Regions from separate parts of the Homo sapiens genome. Here region 2 is linked to region 1. A link is a contact called in ENCODE Hi-C or POLR2A ChIA-PET data. All regions are on one chromosome and are shown on one strand. Each heading gives the region's core, a stretch centred on a gene start or an enhancer-like site at or near the end of the contact. The rest is flanking DNA. Distances are from core to core; before and after follow the strand shown.

Region 1 (2,972 bases), core at 152-2,651:
TTTAGAATTCAGCCACCAAATGTGTTGGTTCTTGTCTGGTCACATTTCCAAGGTACTTGTTGAACCAACACACATCTTCCCAAAGTCACAGATGAAGTGTCTCAACTTCCATCAGTGTAAAAAGGCAAAGTGGAGCTCACAATGTATGGCTTGTACCAATTGGCAAGAACTGGGGGCACATTAATTCTCATCTTTCCACCTCAGTTCCCTTTTTTTGTAAAATGGCAATAAACCTCTCTGTTTAAAGATTTATGAAAATTAAATGAGACTGTATTTCTAACACTAAGTACCATGACTGTCTCATAGGAGGTATGCAAGAACTATTTGTGTTCTCCTCTTTTTCTAAAAGTTCAAAAAATAACATTCACCCAGTCTACTATTCAAGTTCCTCCTGAACTGGGCTCCCGTTTACCCTTTAATCTCATCTTGAACTTCTCTCCTAGGTCCTGCCTTTCTCTGTGAAGCCATCTCTATACATCTTCCAATCACTATGCATTACCCCAACAATCCACGCCTCTGTCCTTGCTTCTCTCCCTGCCAGGCAGGCTTCACCCTCCTCTCAGCACTCACGGACCTTGGAAGCCCAGTTTGCAGCCTGCATCTTCACGAAGGCCTCTGCCTGCTACAGACTCCATGGGCTCTGCCTTCATTGTGAAGCGCACTTCTGTTCTGCGCCGTTCTCCCTCAGAGGTTGTTTCCCCCTCACCTGCTGTCCCACAGTGTTATTCAACTTCAGATGCCTGGCTTCCCAGCGGCTGGACACTAGGCTTCTTGAGGGAGGGAGGCACAGTATCATGCCCTATAACACAGTGGCCACAGGAGATTAGTTGCCCCTCTCTACCCACTGAGGTTTTACTCCTCAACTGTGCCCCACTGGGAAAGTGGACAAACTAATTCATCTTCTCTCTCATTACTTTGATAATTGGGCAGAGTATTCTTTATTAAACATGGCATAATTGAATAAGATAATGCCTTTCTTAATTTGAACCTGTCTATTTACAAATTACAAAATTAAATTATATGATCAAAATCAATATAAATGGTTTCAGAACAAGTAGTTTGACTTTGAAACTATTTTCAGAATGAACAAGAGCAACTGGGTCATTCTGCAAGTGTAGCGCCTTTGTGGGTGTATGCAACAGCTCGCCCTGGCACTGTGACAGGCCAGGCTGTGTGGCACTGACGTTAATGGCAAGAGATGGGGATCCAGAACACCTGGGCTCTAACCACGTCCTGCCACTAACTGGTCATGTAACTTCAGCTTCTTAATTAACCTCAACCAAGACCCTCATCTGTAAAATATGATGATAATAGCGCCTACCTCATAGGGTTGTTTTGCGTGGGGATCAAATGAGTGCATACACCTGGAGCGCTTGCAGCAGAGTCTCGCACGTGGAGTTTGCTCATTAACCCCAGAGCTCCGCATTGGGCAATGATGGAATGATGTCTACTAGGGGCAAGGCACGGATGATTCACCACCACAAAGCTCACAAAGAGGGAAACAGGACAGAAAAATCTGGAAACGGGCACTCCCTGGTATAAGCAAAATCCCACAGCTGTCCACCATTGACAGCAAATGGGTTCCCAAAACAATAGAGACTGAAAGTAGTAATTATATTTTAAATATTTTATATGATACAATTTGATTTCTTTCAATTTATATTTTTATTAGTGACACGATTCCTCTAGTGAACTACAAAACTTGTAACTATTAAACTTAAAGAGCAAACTGCCTAATCTTAATTTCAGTCAGATTATCTCATCTATACATCATGCTTTAGTAGAAAATATGTTAACCTGGACTCTAAATTCAGCATGAAAAGTTACGGCCACATTTTCCTCCCAAAACCTCAGTGTCTTTATTTAAAGCAACACAAACCGAACACCTACCTTCACTACTTAATGAATTTTTTGAGAGTTTGAATTGAAATAATTTATGGGAAAGATGTGAGTCACCTTAAACCACTGTAGAGGCACAAAGGCCTATTAGGAAGCTGAATTTACAACATAGAGTTTAAATTAAAAATTTCTGAGTCACAGGTATTCAATGTGTCATCTGTTCAAAGTTTACATAAAGCAAGAGGTTATTATTTTAGTCTGGTTATGATGTTAGCTTTTTGGAATTCACATTTAAATCAAACTGGACAGTAGGATGGAATCTGGACTTTTTTTTTCAAATCTCCTTCAATTATTAATAGATCGATATTGCTATGTGTGTTTGTGTGTAAGAATAAAACACATAGTCATATACGTTAATGTCAGCACTTCCTGGAAAAACCACGGCTTAAAAGCACGTACTTCTGCTGGAAAACATAGATTCAACAATTGTTTAACAGACTATAAGAAAGCACTTGATATCAGATTATTTACTCCTCCTACTACTCCGGGCGACCTGTAGCCACTTGGCTTTCCCTGCATGGGGTACCGTGGTGACAGGAGTGCCATGGCTGTGGGTTTCTCTCCCATTTACCTGCCATGACCAGGGGACATGAGAAAGGAGTTGGGGAGACCCCACAGCAAAGCAGCACTGTTCCTCTCTGTAACTCATTGCTCTCTCCTCAGTAGAGAAGTCGCTGGGGAGGTGAAGAATTCTTTAACCTCTATTTCCTCATCTATGGAATGAGGATGATGGGACCAGCCATCACAGAACAGAAGTAAGAATTAAATGATAATTCAGGGAAAAAGTTGTTGGAATCCTTCATCTCTGTGTTCTCTTCCCTCGGTGCCTCCCTGGACACAGGTCCCGTGACTACAGGTAGTGGAAGTATGCAGGATGCCCTGTGCTAGGTCTGGAAACGTCAAAAGGAGCATCTCCATGGAAAAGCTTGCAGTTTTATTTCTTTGTTTTCTGTGAGCGCTTTTTAGAGCTCCAGACTTCTTAGCGCCTCCTTAGGGTTGGCACAAGAGTGAGGGAGACATAGGAGCAGTTCAGCTTCTCTCCACCGGGGGCAGCAGAGAGTCCACCCCAACAA
Region 2 (2,972 bases), core at 292-2,791, 77 kb before region 1:
GAGCGAATCAGAGCTAGCAGAGAACTGTTCTGCAAGACACATAGCTGCTCCCAGCCTGGGAAGTAGAAGGCAGAAGCAACACAAATAAGGAACTTAACACAAAAACTGAAAGAAAACAGACTCCAACCGTGAGCCATTTGGAAAACTGTAAGTACCCAGAGTTTGTGAGGGAGATAAACTGCCTTTATACACTCCCACCAGGGAACCTGGCAATCCAGGCCATGGGGGAAGTCCTTAACCCTACCCAGCACTGGAGCTGATTTAGAGAGTGGTGGGAGCATGTAAGAAGGAGCGGCACTGGGATATTCTTTGTATGCACTCCCAGGCTCCAGTGGATGTGGAGGGAAGCCATTCCTGATCCAACCTCACAGGGGATGTTTTGGAAGTCTGTCAGGTAACTCAGGTGGTGGTCACATGTTAAAAGAAGCTCCCAATTGAGATTCTAGATATAATCCAGAACCAAAGGGGAAGTGGCAAGTGGGCTGTAAACATGGGCACTGGAGCTGAATGTCCCTGCTTGGCTGGCTGAGCAGAAAAGGCATGGCCTAAAAGCCAAGGATTCGGTCTTCCAGGGGAAGGCATATGGCCTGGGGAAGTTTTGAGTTCTGAGTGCAAACTGCCTGGAACATAGCTAGCTGCTGCTAGAGAAACATTGAGATTGTGAGACCTGCTTTGCCAAGTGTATGGGAGCTAGGTGAGTGATATGGTTTGGCTGTATCCTCATCCAAATCTCATCTTGAATTTCCACGTGTTGTGGGAGAGACCTGGATAACAAAGTGCCTAGGAAGAAGAAAACTTATGCGTGTCCTCAACTATCACCACTGCCTGCATCATCCTGGCTAACCAGGAGGTCCTATGTCTGTCCATGTGACCAGTTCATTACTACTGGCATTTGAGACTTCCTGGCATTTGAGAAAGCCAACACAATAAGGCTGTTTATAACCAAGGAATCTTACAGAGTCTATGTTACTCCCCTGTCACCCCATAAGAGCTGGTGCTTGTTCCCACTGCTGGGAGACTTGAGGACAGGTCACATCACTGGATCACTTGCAAGCATTCCCCAGCACCAGCCTGGAGTGTTGCATTCACCCCATGGGGAAGCTGGACCCAGAGAAGCAGTGGCATTCACAGTAGTCTGTTCTTCAGGGATTCCTACTCCTAGGGGAAGGGGGAGTACACCACATCAAGGGACAAAAAAATACAGACAGCAGGACTTGAGTCCCAGAACTTTCTGCTATGGAAAGCATCTTTCAGCAGAGGCACAAGTGCAGTGCTGGGCTCAGTGTGGAAAGTCTATGGCCCTAATTCAACAGTCAGGCAACCCTGGTGCTTGAAAAGGGTCTTGGAGAAGGTGACTTCTTGTCCCCCTTGCCCACCACTGCAGACAGAGCTAGGACTTCTCTCACATGATCAAGGCTTAGGTACAGCTATAGACAGCCTTTCTGAAACACTTCAGGGTCAGTGCATCTTCACAGGACTCCCCTCCATGTTCAGAGTTGCACAAGGGGTTGAGTCACAGTGCTGCTTTACATCTAACATCAACATTCCTGCAGATAAAAAGAGATGCCTGTCTCAGTTGAAGAGCTGGAACACTGGGTCAGGAGGGTGACTCAGAGGTGGATCATTTTTCTGCTGGCCTGGAAAGGAAGCTGACTTGGCTCCCACACATCCCCCCTGAAAAGATCTCAGTGTATTTCAATTGAGAGCTCCCCCAGCTGCCTCTGTCAAGGCTGGGACCTCTGCCCACCATTGGGTATTGCATTTACCCACCTGATTTAGCCACTGATGTTTTTTATCCATGGACACCTCTCTTACTGGCCTGAAGCCTGAGCTGTTCAACACAGCAAATAAAATACTGGGGAAAAAAATAAATAAATAAATGTACACCCCTGGGGAATAAGATAAGATTCAAGAGGCCTCTGCCATTTCAACCCCACAGAGGACAGTGAATCTGCCCCACACTAACCACATTGTTATTACAACCAGCATCTGAATAAGCCCTCATACAGAGACTCTTTATCACCAAGGAACTCATACATAATCTTCACCCCAAAAGCACCCAGAGTTGAATTAGGTTACAATAAAGTATACTCATGAAAGTCATATCTTCAAGGGAGAAAAAAAAGAAATTAAACAAAAACAGTTGAATTAAAAATAAATTCAAAAATAACTAGAAAAAATAGTCCACTCAAATGAAAAGAAAGAAGAAAAATAATTATGGCAATATAAAAAAACAGGGTTCTATAATACCCCCAAAATATCATGAATGAATAGCAATGACTCCAAACCAAGATGACACCTTTGAAATATCAGATAGAGAATTCAAAATGTTGATTATTTAGTTACTCAAGGAGGTACAAGATAAAGGTGAAAGCCACCATAAAGAAATTATAATGTGAATAAAATATGATTCATATTCAGGATATGAATTTGAAAAATCTAAAGGATAGATGTTTTAAAGCAAAGCCAATCAGAACTTCTGGAAATGAAAGGCACATTTAGGAAAATACAGTTGGAAAGTTTTAACAACAGACTAGATCAAGCAGAAAAAATAATTTCAGAGCTTGAACACATGACATTTGAATTAACCCAATCAGACAAAAATAAAGAAAAAGGATTTCAAATAAATGAACAAAGTTTCAAAGAAATATGGGATTATATATAACAGCCAAATCTAAGAAACATTGATGTTCCTGAGGGAGAAGAAAAAGCAAAAACTTGGAAATTTTATGTGAGAAAATAATTGAGGAAAACTTTTCTGGCCTTGCTAGAAATTTAGACATCCAAATACAAGAAACTCAAAGAACTCCTGGAAGATTCATTGCAAAAAGGACATCACCATGGCAAACAGTCATGAAGCTATCTAAAGTCAATATGAAGGAAATAATTCTAAGTGCAGTGAGACAAAAGCATCAGATAACCTATAAGGATAAACTTATGAGACGAACAGCAAACTTTACAAACCAGATGGG

The links. A loop is a pair of places that touch in the nucleus more often than their neighbours do. ChIA-PET counts read pairs that join two places held with the same protein, here RNA polymerase II (POLR2A). Pooled maps may share reads with other maps.
Region 2: a map of IMR-90 shows a loop between it and region 1 (4-fold over the local background). The contact joins two enhancer-like sites. A Hi-C loop is called at or near these places in 2 of 168 maps with a recorded cell type or tissue (IMR-90 and MCF 10A) and 4 of 50 pooled maps. POLR2A ChIA-PET finds 5 or more read pairs at or near these places in 1 of 52 experiments (MCF 10A).

Annotation. Positions count from the first base shown.
Region 1 is chr5:8,905,315-8,908,286 of GRCh38, forward strand. No RefSeq gene overlaps it. Among named protein-coding and RNA genes, the nearest start is that of LINC02199, 67 kb to the left of the region's middle. Within about 2 kb of position 1,402, at least 4 of the 41 ENCODE cell types and tissues checked have a DNase peak (open chromatin) inside an H3K27ac peak, as active enhancers do.
Region 2 is chr5:8,827,895-8,830,866 of GRCh38, forward strand. All of the region lies in intron 2 of LOC101929307 (a long non-coding RNA gene), which reads right to left. Among named protein-coding and RNA genes, the nearest start is that of LINC02199, 10 kb to the right of the region's middle. RefSeq lists an enhancer at 888-2,087. Within about 2 kb of position 1,542, at least 2 of the 41 ENCODE cell types and tissues checked have a DNase peak (open chromatin) inside an H3K27ac peak, as active enhancers do.